Linked DNA regions of Homo sapiens: region 2 is linked to region 1. The links are chromatin loops, found by intact Hi-C in ENCODE. Cell type or tissue: mammary epithelial cell. All regions are shown on one strand.

The links. Peaks named below come from ENCODE experiments on the same cell type or tissue, not always from the same donor. Only the 100,000 strongest peaks of a DNase experiment are listed, where the experiment ranks them.
Region 2: a loop joins it to region 1, with 8 times the contacts of the local background. A loop is called at or near these places in 6 of 110 quality-filtered maps.

The regions. Positions count from the first base shown.
Region 1 is chr10:6,644,210-6,652,209 of GRCh38, reverse strand. No RefSeq gene overlaps it. Among named protein-coding and RNA genes, the nearest start is that of LINC02648, 29 kb to the right of the region's middle. RefSeq lists an enhancer at 2,713-3,378. In mammary epithelial cell, a CTCF peak has its summit at 4,089; no DNase peak of the experiment used is centred here.
Region 2 is chr10:6,419,713-6,427,712 of GRCh38, reverse strand. PRKCQ (protein kinase C theta) reads left to right here. Exons shown (of 18, transcript NM_006257.5): 18 at 1-565. Among named protein-coding and RNA genes, the nearest start is that of LINC02656, 73 kb to the right of the region's middle. In mammary epithelial cell, no CTCF peak of the experiment used is centred here; a DNase peak (open chromatin) is centred at 4,482.

The DNA.
Region 1 (8,000 bases):
TTTTTAGTTTTATCTTTATGCTTTTACATTCGTTGATTTCTTTACAATTTGTAAACATCATTCATTGGAAAAAAAATGGAGACAAATATATCAAGATGCTATCCATGGTTAAAACTGGGCAGTAGGACCAGAAGTGATGATTTTTTTCTTTATATTTTGATGTTTTCTTAATTACGTTGAAGTGGAAATTTTTTTTTAAAAAAGGAAAAACATTAAAATTGGGAGAGATTTTAAAAATCATCTAGTCCAGATCTTTTATTTAATAAATTTAAATAAATGCAACACACATTTATTAAGTGCCTACTGTATGCAGATCAACTGAAAGATGAATAGGATATAGACTTTGCCCTTAAACCAGTGATGTGCTTGAGTTGGCTTGTGATCGCACACAAGGGTTTATTTTTAAGTTTTCAGGAATTTAGGGTGCTTTTTGTTACATACAGTTATTATTTAAAATTAAATTATATACTTCACTGTAGTATTTTTCATGCTGGTGAATATCTTTAATCTTATTTTGATATGCCACATTATAACTAAAAATGGGCTACCAACAGTGCCTTTCTTAAAAAATTATATCCAGATGTAGTGGCTCATACCTGTAGTTCCAGCTACTTGGGAGGCTAAGGCAGGAGGATCACTTGAGCCTAGTTGGCTGAGGCTGGAGTGAGCCATGATGGCATCACCTGCATTCCAGCTCAGGTGACAAAGCAAGAAAAAATTAATAAATTTTGTCCAAAAAATAAATTATACAAACTTACAATTAAATAAGTTATATTGAAATTCTTAAATTTTATCTAAAAAATTATACAAACTTATAATTGAATAAATTATATTAAAAAGAAAAGTATGGTGCAAATGTAATTGTGGTTTTTGCCATTAAAAGTAATGGTAATTTTTAAAAGCAATTAAAAATATTTTTGCCATTAAAAATAATAAGTACCCAGACACTTCCAAGTGATTTTATTCCATGCGCTGTTTCCTGGGCTCTTGGGAGCCGGTTCGCATGTTGCCTCTGTCTGGTGGAAACCTGTGCCGTGAGGGCTACTGCACACCTCTTCTCAACTCTCCTTCAAGGACATCGCATTAAGAGGCTAAATTTGGCTTTCGTGGGAGGATTTTCACCAGAGAAAGCATTAACTATTACACATTTGAGCTTCACTATTTTAAAGAAGCCATGAGAAAAAATGGGAATGATGTAGATTGTACTTCAATGTTTGCCACGCTTGTAGCTATGACGTGAATAGCACAAATTTAAGGAAAGAAATATTCTTCCAGTATTTGGAAACTGTCACTCAATTCAGTAATCACTCATGTTACTGAAAAATGAATGAAGTTACAACTATGTCTTCATTGTTTCAGTTTTGTCTTGCTAATGCAAATGGAAATACCAGCCAACTGTCACAGCAGAAGTACATTCGTTCTTCAGTTGCAACCATGCGTTGGCGGCAGTTACTGGAGTACAGTTAATACCAACGAAAGCATCTCGTGAGAATCAACTGACTAACTGGAATTGACAATAAAAGGTATCATATGATATAATATTTTATTATTATTTTTAAGTGGCATGCTATATACTCTTTACATTGGTGAAAGCTGTAATAAACATATGAGTGTGTGTGCACCTGCTCACATATAGTTTCTTTTAGAGTTGGTCATTACATATGCCAACGCAAAACTGTTCATAATCTAGTGTGAAAGAAAAATCTGTGAAAAACGATCAATAACAAAAGGCAGAATGAAAGAATCAAAGTCTTAGCCTATAAGGGAACAGTGTGATCATCTGCCTGGTGAAAGAAAGCAAGGAAAGAATCCAAGGTTCAGAAGGATGATGAGAATGGTGCAGTTCATTCCGTTTGCCAGCAAAATCAATCATTGCCAGAACTCAGCAGCCTTTCTCCCAGCAGCCCATGGAGAATGACAGACTCTTTTCCCTCATTCTGCTTGTATGCTGTATGCACATGAAATCGTGTTCATTTTAAACCAAATTCACTGAGATTTTGTGCTATCAAGATGCCTAGGAGTGACGTGATCAATAAACCGAGAACCAAGAAGAGATTTCTCCTCTCCAAATCACCGTTCCATCCCTTCCGTCATTCCTCTGTGATTCTTCCCACAGGAATCCTCTTACACCTACAAGCCTGAGCAGTCAAGAGAACTATGGCACATTACAATACATGACAGGGGAATTTTCTAAAGAGACACACATCCCTGACTGATGCAGAAGCTTCATCTGAGGATGCAGGAAGTGGAACAGCCACTGCGTCATTGCCTCTTCTAAACAGAAATGGAATCAGTGGGAATAATTATAAAACTGGAGAATATATAAAAATTGCCTCTAAAATAAACCTATCTCCTTCCTAAGAAGTAGCCATGCTCACCAGATGGAGTGGAAAGGCAATTGGGGAAATGGGTCAGTCCCACCTGGGCCTCCACCCAGCTGGGTGACCCAAGACCTTCATTTTTATCACCTATAAAATGAAAGTGTTCAACAGGCTGCTTTTCATGTCTCTTTTCAGCCCTAATGTTTCTTAATTCTAAGGACTAGCAGAGTAGAGATCTCTCTCTAAGGAAAGTTAAGAAGTTCCTAGTCCCAAATAGAGTCTGTTTTGCTACAGTGCATGTTTGTGCAATCTAAATTAACTCATCCATGACTGACGATTTGGGGAATATCCGAATGGGAGAAAAGGCATGCTGACTCACAGTTTTTACCAGGAGTTTAGATTTTGTACCTCCCGGTAACAATAGCTTCCTGCAAAGTCCACTAGCCCAGCTGAACACAGCCAGGCATGGAGGATTCAACACAGTACTGCATATTCAGGCGACCCAAGTGTGCTCCAAAAGCTCACAGTCGGAGCATCTCAGGTAAGCCTGTTGGAAATGCAGAATCCCAGACCCTACTCCAGGCTGACTAAATCAAAATCTGCATTTGAACAACACCTCAAGGTTATTCATATGCATATTGGAGTTTGAAAAGCCTTGATACCTTCAACATTCATTCGTGGCACTTTCTGCTACTCAACTCAGTTTTACCACCTGTTCTTTCTTGGACCTGCTTATTAAGTGGCTCACCCACTTCTGTTAAGCTACTGATATGGTTTGGCTGTGTCCCCACCCAAATCTCATCCTGAATTGTAGTACTCATAATCCCCATGTGTCATGGGAGGGACCTGGCAGGAGGTAATTGAATCATGGGGTGGTTACCCTCATGCTGTTCTCATGATAGTGAATGAGTTCTCATGAGATCTGACGGTTTTATAAGGGGCTTTTCCTCTCTTCGCTCTGCACTTCTCCTTGCTGCTGCCATGTGAAGAAGTATGTGTTTGCTTCTCCTTCCGCCATGACTGTAAGTTTCCTGAGGCCTCCCCACATTGCAGAATTGTGAGTCAGTTAAACCTCTTTTCTTTATAAATTACCCAGTCTCGGGTGATTCTTCTAAGCAGCATTACAATGGACTAATACAGCTACCTACAATTTTGTTTTGGTTTTAAGGGATTGAAACTGTCATTTTTACTCTGATTCTTTCTCCTAGGATTCCTAATGTTTTTGTCAGTACTGTGGTTAAAAATTTGCAACATTCTTTTTCCCAGAAGCCTTATTATATTTTAGCACATGATTTTGCAGTACATAAAGTTTTTTGTGATCTTATATATAACATTATAGCAGAAATGCCAATATACTGCTTCAGTTCAGTTCTATCTTTAATAAATTAAGTTATTGAAAAATAAACTTATCCTTTTTTAAGCTAGTGTGGACTATTTGGGAAAAGAAGGAAAAGTAATTTTCCCTTATTCTTTACCAACCCAACCTCAGGAGGGTTGCTTTCCTTTCCCTTTTCCCCAAACCCACACACTACTACTGAAAGTGGTGTCTCTGCTCTTGGCTCTTGGTATGGGAACCACAGTGAGTATGAATTACTGATTATAAAAATTTTGGTCTGATATTTTAAAATTCATTGCATCCTCACCCTAATAAACCTAGTAACCCTTTGTGAGGCTACAAAAAAAAAAGGCATATTTGCTTGCCCAGGGGGCTTCTCTTCCAGTTCACCTGGGTAGAATTCTGGGTGTAGTCCCCACTTCTACCACTAGGGACCACTCCCGTCCCCAGGGACCTTGTCTCAGTCCTGGACCCACAGCATCCGTTCCAGTCCCCAGAGCTCAACCACTGGGCAGGGAAAGCTCCCAGGAAGGGGCTCGGCTTCACTGTGGTTTTCTGTGAGCCACGTTTTCTGCTTATAGACCCGGGAGGTAGGAGCTGACCCAGTCTCCCACCGGCTCCTCCTCTGGTGGTTATGGCCAAGCCAGCCTGCACACCCCTGAGGCTGGAGAGGAGCATACTGCCCAGCCCGCCGGGCCCCGCGCTGCGGCCCTCAGACCTCTCCTGTTAGCTTCAGCGCGGTTCTCGTTCTGGCCTAAGGAAGCTGCTCTTCTTCCAAACCATCTCTCTCAAAATAGGTTGCCAGCCACTATGGTCTACTAGAATTGAGTTTCCCTATTTGAAAAAAAGGTTTTGTCTTTAAAAATAAAAAAAGAAAAAAAAAAAAAAGAGTCCAAGGAAGAAGCCGATTTTATTTATATTTGATTGAAATATTATTCCCTAATCCTCCATTATCATTTTCATTTCCCTCTATCTTTCAGCATTCTTTATTATTCCAGGGGTAGACCTGCCGTGGGTCTGATCACACCATTAATAATGTGACTTAAAAGCCTGTAGGTGCACACCCGGGAAGGCTGCCTTATTGGTCGAGCACTGCAGGGCCCTTCTCAAACGGACCACCATCACTGGGCCAGAGGCACTGACCCCTGAACATTACTTATACCTCCATGAGGAACTAGTGAGGCTACAGTGCCCAGACATTTAGCCTACAAACAGTACTGATGTTTCTGTAAAGGTATTTATAGATGCAATTAACATTTAAATTATAGACTTTGAGAAAGGAAGATGGGAAGGAAGGAGGGAGGGAGGGACAGAGGAAGGGAAAGAAGGAAGGAAGGGAGGGAGGGAAAGAGAAAGAAAGAAAGAGAGAGAGAAAGAAAGAAAGAAAGAAAGAAAGAAAGAAAGAAAGAAAGAAAGAAAGAGAAAGAAAGAGAAAGAGAGAGAGAGGGAGAGAAGGAGGGAGAGAGGGGGAGAGAGAGGGAGAGAGGGAAAGGGAAAGGGGCAGGGAGGGAGGGAGGGAAAGAGAAAGAGAGAGAGAGAAAGAAAGAAAGAAAGAAAGGGGGAGAGGGAGAGAAGGAGGGACAGAGAGAGAGAGGGAGGGAGAGAGGGAGAGAGGGAAAGGGAAAGGGGGAGGGACGGAGGGAGGGAAGGAAGGAAGGAGGGACGGAGGGAAGGAAGGAAGGAAGGAAGGAGGGAAGGAGGGAGGGAAGGAAGGAAGGAAGGAGGGAAGGAGGGAGGGAAGGAAGGAAGGAGGGAAGGAGGGAGGGAAGGAAGGAAGGAAGGAGGGAAGGAGGGAGGGAAAGAAGGAGGGAGGGGGGAGGCAAAGAGGGAGGGAGAAAAAAATAACACCAGGTTGCAATGAGCGATTTCATGACTTACAAGATTTGAAAGTGGACAGACTGACAGCTTCACTGCTAAGGAGCTTCTAAGCTGAAATGAAAACTGGAATCCCAGACTTTTTCCCACATCTGCCTCCCACGTTGCTGTGCATATAAGCACTAGGTTTCTGTCCCTCTGACTTCACAACAGAAAAGTAGATACTGGAATTCCTCTATATATCACCTTTTTAACCACTGCTATATCTTTCTGGGGCTCTTGCTAAAGTAGTAAGATTAATTTATATGATGAAAAGTGTTTTTCTTTTCTTTTCCTTTTTTTTTTTTTTTTTTTTTTTTTTTTTTGAGATGGAGTCTTGCTCTGTTGCCCAGGCTGGAGTGCAGTGGTGTGATCTCAGCAAACTGCAACCTCCGCCTCCGGAGTTCAAGTGATTCTTCTGACTCAGCCTCCTGAGTAGCTGGGATTACAGGCGTGTCCCACCAGGTCCGGCTAATTTTTGTATTTTTAGTAGAGATGGGGTTTCACCATGTTGGCTAGGCTGGTCTTGAACTACTGACCTCAAGCAGTCCACCCCACCTCGGCCTCCCAAAGAGCTGGGATTACAGGCATGGACCACCACGCCCGGCCTGAAAGTGTTTTTCTACAGGACACATTAGCACTTTCAACAACCACTAGTTCAGAGCCTCAGAAGTCCCTAAAAAGTGGTTCGCAACCCTGGGGGCACATGGAAATCACCAGAAGAGTTTGTCAAAGCTAGCGATGCTCCAGCCCCATCAAAAAGTATTAACTCAGAATCCTCTGTGTAGACCATGCAGAGGAAACTCCTTTAAGCTCCCGTAGTGACCCAGCCATGCAGCCAGAGTGGAGAAACCCCATCCTGAAAAACCAGGAGTGGGCCACCACCACTATTTGTCCCTGAACTGATGTCACAGTCATTGTTCAGTGGAGCTTGTAGTAAATTGGCTAGCACAGGCTTATTTCTCAGCTTGACTCTCAGCTTGGCTCTCTGGGGGACCCGATGTCCTTTCGGGCTCAGCTTACCAGTCATTTGACATTTCAGCCCCCATCCAGCATCGGCAACACCACCAGCACCATGGTGGAGTGGTGTCAGGAGCAGAGGTTCAGGGTCAGATACATGGTCACCTGACCTACAAGCCAAGGCATTGGGCAGTGACCCTTCGTTTTCATCTCTGTAAAATAGGAAGAATTATCAAAATTCAACCAATGGGATGTCTGTAATATTAATGGAATATGTGTAATATTCACTAACATACCCATCAAAATAAATTGCTGCTGTGAGTAATAGAGGTTCTTACCAAGAGCTCAACAGGTAAGAGTCAGGAGGTGCTTCTGGGATTCCAATAATTTGGAATGAAATGATGATGAATTGCAATTTGGTCGCAAATAAAAACAAGACAAACTAATAGGACTTGAGGTAGGAAGTGCTTGTGTTTGCTCTCTATGGCAGCCATTGAGGCTGCTCTCAGATCTGTGACTTGGGCCTTGATCCTTTATGGCATTTCTTGACACCCTTTCCTGCCCTCCCCACGATTGCTGCCTTCTCAACCTGCACGAGCCAGCCAGGATGATGGTGACTGATACTCTCCAGTCTCTGTCCATTGCAGCATGATTTGTAATAATAAAGAGTGAGAATAACAGACATATTGAACAATAAAGGGGAATTTGAATACATGATGTCTTTGTTTTTCAATGGAATCAGTTTGAAGAATTTCAAAAGAATTACAAAATGCTCACAAGATAATTTTAACTGACCCAAAAGCAAGATCAAACTGATTCTGTAGGTCAATTTTAATTGTGCATGTAGGTGTGTGTTTGGAAAAATAATCACTGTATCGAGCACCTATGATTAGAAGCCTATCTTGAACGTTACCTCACATGCTCATCTGAGACTAGCCAAGTATTCCTTGTTTTAAAGAGTCAGTTACCTTGTCAGTATATCTAATAAATGACAGTATCTACGCAGTCACCTTGAGTGCTTTAGGAATTAGGTGGGGAGGAAGATTAATTAATAAAGATAGATAATTTTTTTCTAAAAATGTTTACCTTTAGACATTTCTCTGGCTCCTCAAGACATCTCAGAGATTAAATTTCATCTGTTTTTTTTGTGTCCCAGGTTAAGGCTTTCCACCATTTTTCCTTGGGAGCACATGAGACAGCTGACATGCACAGATTGGACACACCTCCATGCACTGACAGATTATTCTGTGAGCTGTGTGTTTATCTAAAAGTCTTAATACCAAGGAAGATGAGGGAAAAAAAGCCATTGAAGGGCAACTGGAAATCTCTCCCACAGTGAACAGATATAAAAAGCCCCACGGGCTCTCAAGAAGAGCTTTCGGGAACTTTGAAAATGGATTCACATTCAGAAAATGCTGTTTTGTAACTCTTGTTTCTCACCCAGACCAAATCTGAGTTACAGGCAGTTCAAAACAAGCACAAACAGGGCTCGTGGTGTTACTAGGTTGGCTTATTTTCTGGAAATACAA
Region 2 (8,000 bases), 220 kb after region 1:
TGTAAATGGCTGGGGGGCCAGCCCTGGATAGGTTTTTATGGGAATTCTTTACAATAAACATAGCTTGTAACTTGAGATCTACAAATCCATTCATCCTGATTGGGCATGAAATCCATGGTCAAGAGGACAAGTGGAAAGTGAGAGGGAAGGTTTGCTAGACACCTTCGCTTGTTATCTTGTCAAGATAGAAAAGATAGTATCATTTCACCCTTGCCAGTAAAAACCTTTCCATCCACCCATTCTCAGCAGACTCCAGTATTGGCACAGTCACTCACTGCCATTCTCACACTATAACAAGAAAAGAAATGAAGTGCATAAGTCTCCTGGGAAAAGAACCTTAACCCCTTCTCGTGCCATGACTGGTGATTTCATGACTCATAAGCCCCTCCGTAGGCATCATTCAAGATCAATGGCCCATGCATGCTGTTTGCAGCAGTCAATTGAGTTGAATTAGAATTCCAACCATACATTTTAAAGGTATTTGTGCTGTGTGTATATTTTGATAAAATGTTGTGACTTCATGGCAAACAGGTGGATGTGTAAAAATGGAATAAAAAAAAAAAAAGAGTCCTCTTAATCGTTTACTTCCCCGCTTGCCCCCCACAAGAACTTGCTTCTGCTGTGTCAGTCCTCAAAATGTAGCTAGCATTGAGATGATGTTTTACAGTTGGGGGATTGGCTGGGCACGATGGCTCACGCCTGTAATCCCAGCACTTTGGGAGGCCAATGTGGGCAGATCACCTAAGGTCAGGAGTTCGAGACCAGCCTGGCCAATATGGTGAAACCCTGTCTCTACTAAAAATACAAAAATTAGCCAGGCGTGGTGGCGGGGGCCTATAATCCCAGCTACCTGGGAGGCTGAGGCAGGAGTAGAGTAAGACAAAGGGTGAGGAAGTCAGATGACATTAAGGCAATTGTAAGAAAAGCAAGTCTGCATAATATTCGGAGTCACTAGCCTACCTCATCACATGGCTGGAAATAACTTTAGATATTATATTTAAAATAGAATAATTAATATAAGCAGACTGTTGACAGTCTGCAGGTGTGCTGGAACATTTTCCTGACTATACGGAGCTCTTGTGATTTTTTTTAAATAGACACTCCCCTAAAATGAACACGAGTAACCTCATTTAAGGATGGGCATCTATCTTCAGATGTGTCCATTCAGGTGTCCGGGCCCTTTGTTCTGAAAATAGCACCATGACTACAAACCTCTAGTTATGTGAGAAGGCGACACTTGTCCTCCCCTTGCTCCAAATGAAAATGCTCACACATGTTTACCAAATTCACCTGCTTGAAGGAGGGAGAGGGTCCTTTAAGGCCCTGGATGGGCCAGTGGAGGGCAGGGAGCCGCCCGTTCTGTTCTGATCTCTGCTCTGCTTTGCATTTGCTGTGAAGCCCTGAACAAGTCATTTCATCTTTTGGGGCCTCCAAGTAATGGAGGTGAAGATGCTGTCTAAAGTCCCGTCTCACTAGAGTGATGGGGTCGGTGAAGACGCTATCTAAAGTCCCTTCTCACTAGAGCAATGGGGTTGGTGAAGACGCTATCTAAAGTCCTCACTAGAGCGCTTTCTGGTTCTAAATCTGAATCAAAATCCTGCAAAGTTAAAAGGTCAGTGAGCAACACTTTCCAAAACACAGACACTCGTGGATTCCACTCGCTGCAGGCCTGGGGGCAGCTCTACCCCATTTTCCTTCCAGTCGTCCTCTCCTCACTCTGGGTTCCCACATACCCCTGCCCCAGCACCCAGCATCCTCCTGACACCCAGAGACCCCAACAGGACCCCTACCAGGAGACAAATAAGTGAAGACTGTTGGCTCTTAGAAACAGGAACCAACGCAACTTTTATCCCCTCCACTAGACCAAAATAAGGTCTATTCATCATTTGGTTTTGTTTGTTTTATTTTTTATTTTTTTGAATTAGAGACAGAGTCTCCCTATGTTTCCTAGGCTGGTCTTGAACTCCTGGACTCAAATGATCCCCCTGCCTCACTCTACCAAAGTGCTGGGATTACAGGCCTCATCATTTGTTTTTAATAAATGTCATCTGTATGAATATGTCAGGTGACTAACAAGCTTACTATTTGCTTCGTATTTCTGAGTGTGCGAAGTACTTGTTACTTCCTTCTATTCTTTCAGGTGTCCTCTGAAATTGCTTATTAATATCCCTATTTAATAGGTGAGAGACCTGGCCAGGTGCGGTGGTTCACGCCTGTAATCCCAGCACTTTGGGAGACCCAGGCAGGCAGATCATGAGGTCAGGAGTTTGAGACCAGCCTGACCAACATGGTGAAACCCCGTCTACTAAAAATACAAAAAATTAGCTGAGCATGGTGGCACGCGTCTGTAATCCCAGCTACTCAGGAGGCTGAGGCAGGAGAATCGCTTGAACTCGGGAGGCGGAGGTCGCAGTGAGCTGAGATCGCGCTACTGCACTCCAGCCTGGGCGACAGAGCAAGACTCTGTTTCAAAAAAAAAAAAAAAAATAGAGGAGAGACCTGAGGCCCAGGGAGACCATAAAGCTTACACTAGAGGGTTGACCAGTGGAGACTTGAACCCAGAACTCTTAGCATCAGATCTTGCTTCATTCCAGAGTGCAGGGTTTCAGCGACATCCACCAATCAGCATCTGATGATTGTTCACTAAAGTTTTAAGTGGACTTCCTAATTCAGGGCCACACCTGGCTTACCTGTCCCCCTTCTAGGGGACGCAGTGCGGGGGCCAGTCTCTTCGATGCCGGTCCTCTCATCACCACTCCCAGTTCCCCTCCACTTTGCACTTTAGCCTAGACTCAACCTTGCCAATAGAAATGAGAACTTTACCTCAGGGTATAGTTAAAGGTTTTGGAAAAAGAGAGATCAGTGCTTCTTTTTGGAAGATACAGACTGAGAGTTTGGCTGAGAGCTCCCTGTGCACGAGAGGCTGGCCACAGAGAGAGCATTGACCAGGATTTTCTCAGATCCCGTCCAGCAAGACCATGCTTAGGAGAGAGGAAGAAGTCGTAAATCAGCCAGAGAAGAAGAAATGCCTTTGTTACATCATAAAACTGCAGGCAGGGGTCTGAGCTCTCAGAGCCTCTGTCTCCAATGGACCCATCAATGATGGCCAACAGAGGAAGCATCAGCCTTAAACACCCACAGACCGGGAACATCCCAGAACCCACTCACAACAATGCAAACCAAGGAAGACTTCTCCTGCCACCTCTCTCCTTTCTCTGTCCTTTCCCAACTTCGGGGAAGAAGGAGCAGAAACCATGGTCATCGGACTGCGGAAGGAGAGGACTGAGCATGGGCGGGTGAGAAGTATGAAGACGCTGACCACGTGCCTTCCCCACCACAAGCCACCAGCACTGCCCTCTCGAGCTAGATGAGAGGACAGGGTCAACTTTAAATCGGTTTTCAATTATTCATGGCATTGCACATGTAAGTTACAGAAATGAATCTTGAGGGAGCAACTGAAGGACATGTCTAATGTCACCGGAAAGGTCATGGGACCTCTGAGATTTCAGCCAAAGTTTGGAAGAATGAGCCCCACAGAGCAGGTCTGAATGGATGGTGGGCGCAAATAATAAAGGTGTTGGTTTGGTTTGGTTTTGCCCCGAGAATTTTGCTTGTTTACACACAGACAAGCCCTAGAGTGACAGTGATGTTGCTCTTGGTGCCACAGCTACACAGGAGATTTCTTGCACGTAGGGACCACGCTCTTTACCACCGAGCCTACCACCCTGGCAGACACTCCTCCATCACGTGCATTTGTTGAGTGAGTGGGTGAATAGGATGTGGGTGAGCACGTCTCTACAATCCTCTGTCTGTGTGGGGCCTGGCACACGAGAATGCCTGGTGGAAATTACTTCGTCCTACAGGCACTACAGGATTAACTGGACTTAGGTATCAGGTCCTCTCTCCTGAAGAATTTTAGACAGAGGCAAAAACCAGATGGCCAAGAGAAGAGGCATTTGGTAAAGACCACAAGGCAGCCAAAGGGATGGGCAGCAGAAGCCAGGAGGTAGGGTCGGTCACAGTAGCAGAGACACAGGGTCGTCCTGCCACCGCAGTGTGGGTGACTCAAGGAGGGCTAAGACTAGCAACTTCCAGTAAGTTGCTCTCACTTCCCGGAGTTACTGAGGGGTCCCCAAGGTGCTGGGAGTCTTGCAGGCAGCCCTCCAGTCAGTCCTGTGTTATTCCTCTCTCTGACTCAGGGAACCATCCTGATGGGCAGCAGCCCCCAGCCGACGGCAGGCCGGGGAATGAAGCCACTGGCTGCTCTCCTTCCCTCAATGCCGTCTGCTCAGTCTCCTGGAGGGTCAGTGATGAGGGAAGGAGCCCCAACTTCCTTGTTTCTCCCTGCGTCCTAAATAAGTCCGGAACCCAAAGAGACTGAGTGTGTCCCTGGGGCATGCGTGTGCCTGTGTGTGTATATCAGAGCAAGACACCACACTGCCGTGAGCACCAGGCTGGCTGACTCATTGTTCCCTACATGCCTGATGTCTGCTCCTGCTCTAGGGCTTTTGCTCATTCTCTCCTACCAGGCTGAAAGGGCCAACACATCTCATAAACAACCCCAAAGCCAACCCACCCCAGGCCTGGCTGCAGCATCAGCCTCCTGCCTTTGCTGACCACACCAGCTGTTGCTGTCCAGAGATGCCTCCCACCTCTATTTGTCCTCTGAAATAAGCATAGTGAAGAGCTGGGCCAAACTCCCAGAGCCCAGAGATATTTGGAAATGGAGTAGGCGCCACCCAAGTTTGTTTCTGTACAGCACCCAACTCACTGTCTGAGAAGGACCCTCAGAGGTTGGCAGCAACTCCCACCAGGGGGTCATCTGAGAGGCACAGTGACCACAGTGATCAATGATGTCTCACCATGAGGACAGGAAGGAAATGCCCAGCCAGGGAACATGTTTTCTGCCCCCAGCTTCTGCCTTCCATGTCGTTTCTTCACTCTACTGCGGATGAAGCTTTGACTATAAAATATGCTGTTGGAATGCACCAACTGCCCTACTCCCAGGTGGCAGAAGGAGAGCTCAGTTTTCCTTCTGGAAAATTCTTGCAATTACCAGGTACTGGGTGAAGTGCTTTGTGTATATTACCTCATTTAACCCCTGACGACAATCTCTGAGGACAGCATCATTGTCTCCATTTTATCAACAAGGACACTGAGGTTTGGAAAGATTACACATCTTTCCCAGAATCATAGAAGAAGAGCTGGAACTAGATCCCAAGCCTGTTTGATGACAAAGCTTGTCCCTCTATCACCATAAGGGGAGGGACAGCAAGTGGGTTATGGAGTCAGGATGCCCGGGTCACACCCAGCCTCACCCCCGATGTGGTGTATAACCTTGGACAAGTCACTTAAACACTCAGCCTCAGTCTCCTCCTTTCTAAAATGAGGACCAAAAAATAAAGACAAAAAATAAAATAAAATAAGGACAATAATAGTGCTAGCCTCACAAGCCATATGAGAAGTGAATAACGCCATCTATGCAAAGCACTTGGAAGAGTACCTAATGTGGAATAGGTACCCACTAACATAGTATTATTATTTTATTGCTGCATCCCAACATAAATCATTTAGAGACCTCTTTCATAGGAAAAATAATTCTATCTGATTGATCACAAAGAAAGGGGGTATCAAACCTAAATATGAAGAAGTAAAAAATAAAAACTTCTGCTTTATTTTTCTTATACAGCTATAAAAGCAAGATACAATTTGTAAAAGTTAATACAAAGAAAACTACAAAAGTAATAACACTGACAGAACAAGACTGATTTTATGGTGATGATGACATTACGAGGCTAAAACTAAACGACTACCCTCCATGTCAATGTGTCTTAACTACCATGGTGTGGTTTCTTCTGAGTTCAGCACGGTTAGATGAGCACACATGGTGCAGTGACTCGATCTATGCACCACCTTTCTCTACTGGAACTATCAAGGAAGAGCCAGCTGTGCAGTGTGTCTTGATGTCATTCAACCTTCATTTGTCAAAAATGCTTAAGTGCATCTAGGCTTTTTCTTATAGCACATGACAAATTAATACCATTGGTGGAAATGAAGTCATGAACAAAATGCACCACAAACTCTGAATTCTGACACCGTCTAACAGAACTTTCTGCTGTGATGGAAATGTACCACATCTGCACTGCACAGTATGGTAGCCACTAGCCACATGGAGCTATTGTTGGCTTGAAATGTAGCTGAGATGAAGAAACTGAATTTTTCTTTCTTTGAGACAGGCCTCACTGTGTCACCCAGGATGGAGTGTATTGGCACAAATACAGCTCACTGCAGCCTCCACGTCCTGGGCTCAGGTGATCCTCCAATCTCAGCCTCCCAAGTAGCTGGGACCACAGATGTGCACCACCATGCCTGATTAATTTTTTGAGTTTTTGTAGAGACAGGGTCTCACTTTGTTACCCAGGCTGGTCTCAAATTCTTGGGCTCAAGGGATCCTTCCCCCTTAGCCTTCCAAAGTGCTGGGATTACAGGCATGAGCTACCATGCCCAGGCTACAACAATTATTATCTTCAGAAACACTAAGGATGTATTACATTCACATTCCATCCATGAACTAGACCAGGGGCTATAAAAATTCAGAATGTTAAAGAAACTTCCCAAAAGTAGATGAAAACTAGAGCTAGAAAATGTTGGGAGAATAAACAAATTAGAGTTTCAGTTCCAAAGTCCATGTCTAAATAATAATAATTAGAGAGGAAAAAAAGATCAAAGGGGAGGAAGTCATGAAAGACATAGTATAAGAAAACTCCCCAGAACTGAAATACATAGGTTTTCAATGTGAACAGACTATTTTGGTGTCCAATAAAACAAATGAAAAAAAGATCTACACCAAAGAATATAATTTAAAAAATGTCAGAACACTAGTGATGAGAGAGAGAGAAGTTTTTCTGAAAGCCTCCCATAAAAAGCAAAAGAGGCCACACACAGTGGATCAGGAAAATGGTATTGGACTGCTCACAGTAACAAAGTTACAAGACACTGGAACGATGTCTTCAAAATTCCAAGACAAAATAAATTTGAACATACAATTCTATAACTAGCCAATCTATGATTCAAATGTTAGAATATAATAGAGACATTTTCAGACAACCAATTTCTCAAAAAAATTATCCTCTGCCTACCTGCTATTGAGAGGATATATTTTACCAAAAAAAAGGCGGGAGTGAGGAAATAGGTCATCTCAGGGGAGGGAACTGAAGCAAGAGAGACAAAGACACAGGAACCTGGAAACCAAGGATCCCATGGAAGACTGACTGAAACAAAGGAAGTTCATGCAGTGATTATGAAAAGAAGTTAACGCCAGCAGCCGTGCCATAGTGGTAAAGTCTAGAGAACAACCAGTCAGACGGCAAGGGAGTGGAGCGTCCACACAAAGCAGCTCCCTTAGGGAAGAAGCCCAACTCACAGATTCGAAGGCATGGTGTGTTTAAGTGTATTAAAAGGAGATTTCGAGGCCTAGGCGGGTGGATCACGAGGTCAGGAGTTCGACACCAGCTTGACCAATATGGTGAAACCCCATCTCTACTAAAAATACAAAAATTAGCCAGGTGTGGTAGTGCGCACCTATAATCCCAGCTACTCAGGAGGCTGAGGCAGGAGAATCACTTGAACCCGGGAGGCAGAGATTGCAGTGAGCCGAGATCGCACCACTGCACTCCAGCCTGGGCGACAAGAGTGAGACTCTGTCTCAAAAAAAAGGAGATTTCGGCTGGGCACGTTGCCTCACACCTATAATCCTAGCACTTTGGGAGGCCAAGGAGGGCAGATCATCTGAGGTCAGGAGTTAAAGACCAGCCCAGCCAACATGGCGAAACCCCGTCTCTACTAAAAATACAAAAATTAGCTAGGCATGGTGGCATGCACCTGTAATCCCAGCCACTTAGGAGGCTGACAGAGGAGAGTCACTTGAACCCAGGAGGTGGAGATTGCAATGAGCCAAGATGGCGCCACTGCACTCCAACCTGGGTGACAGAACAAGACTC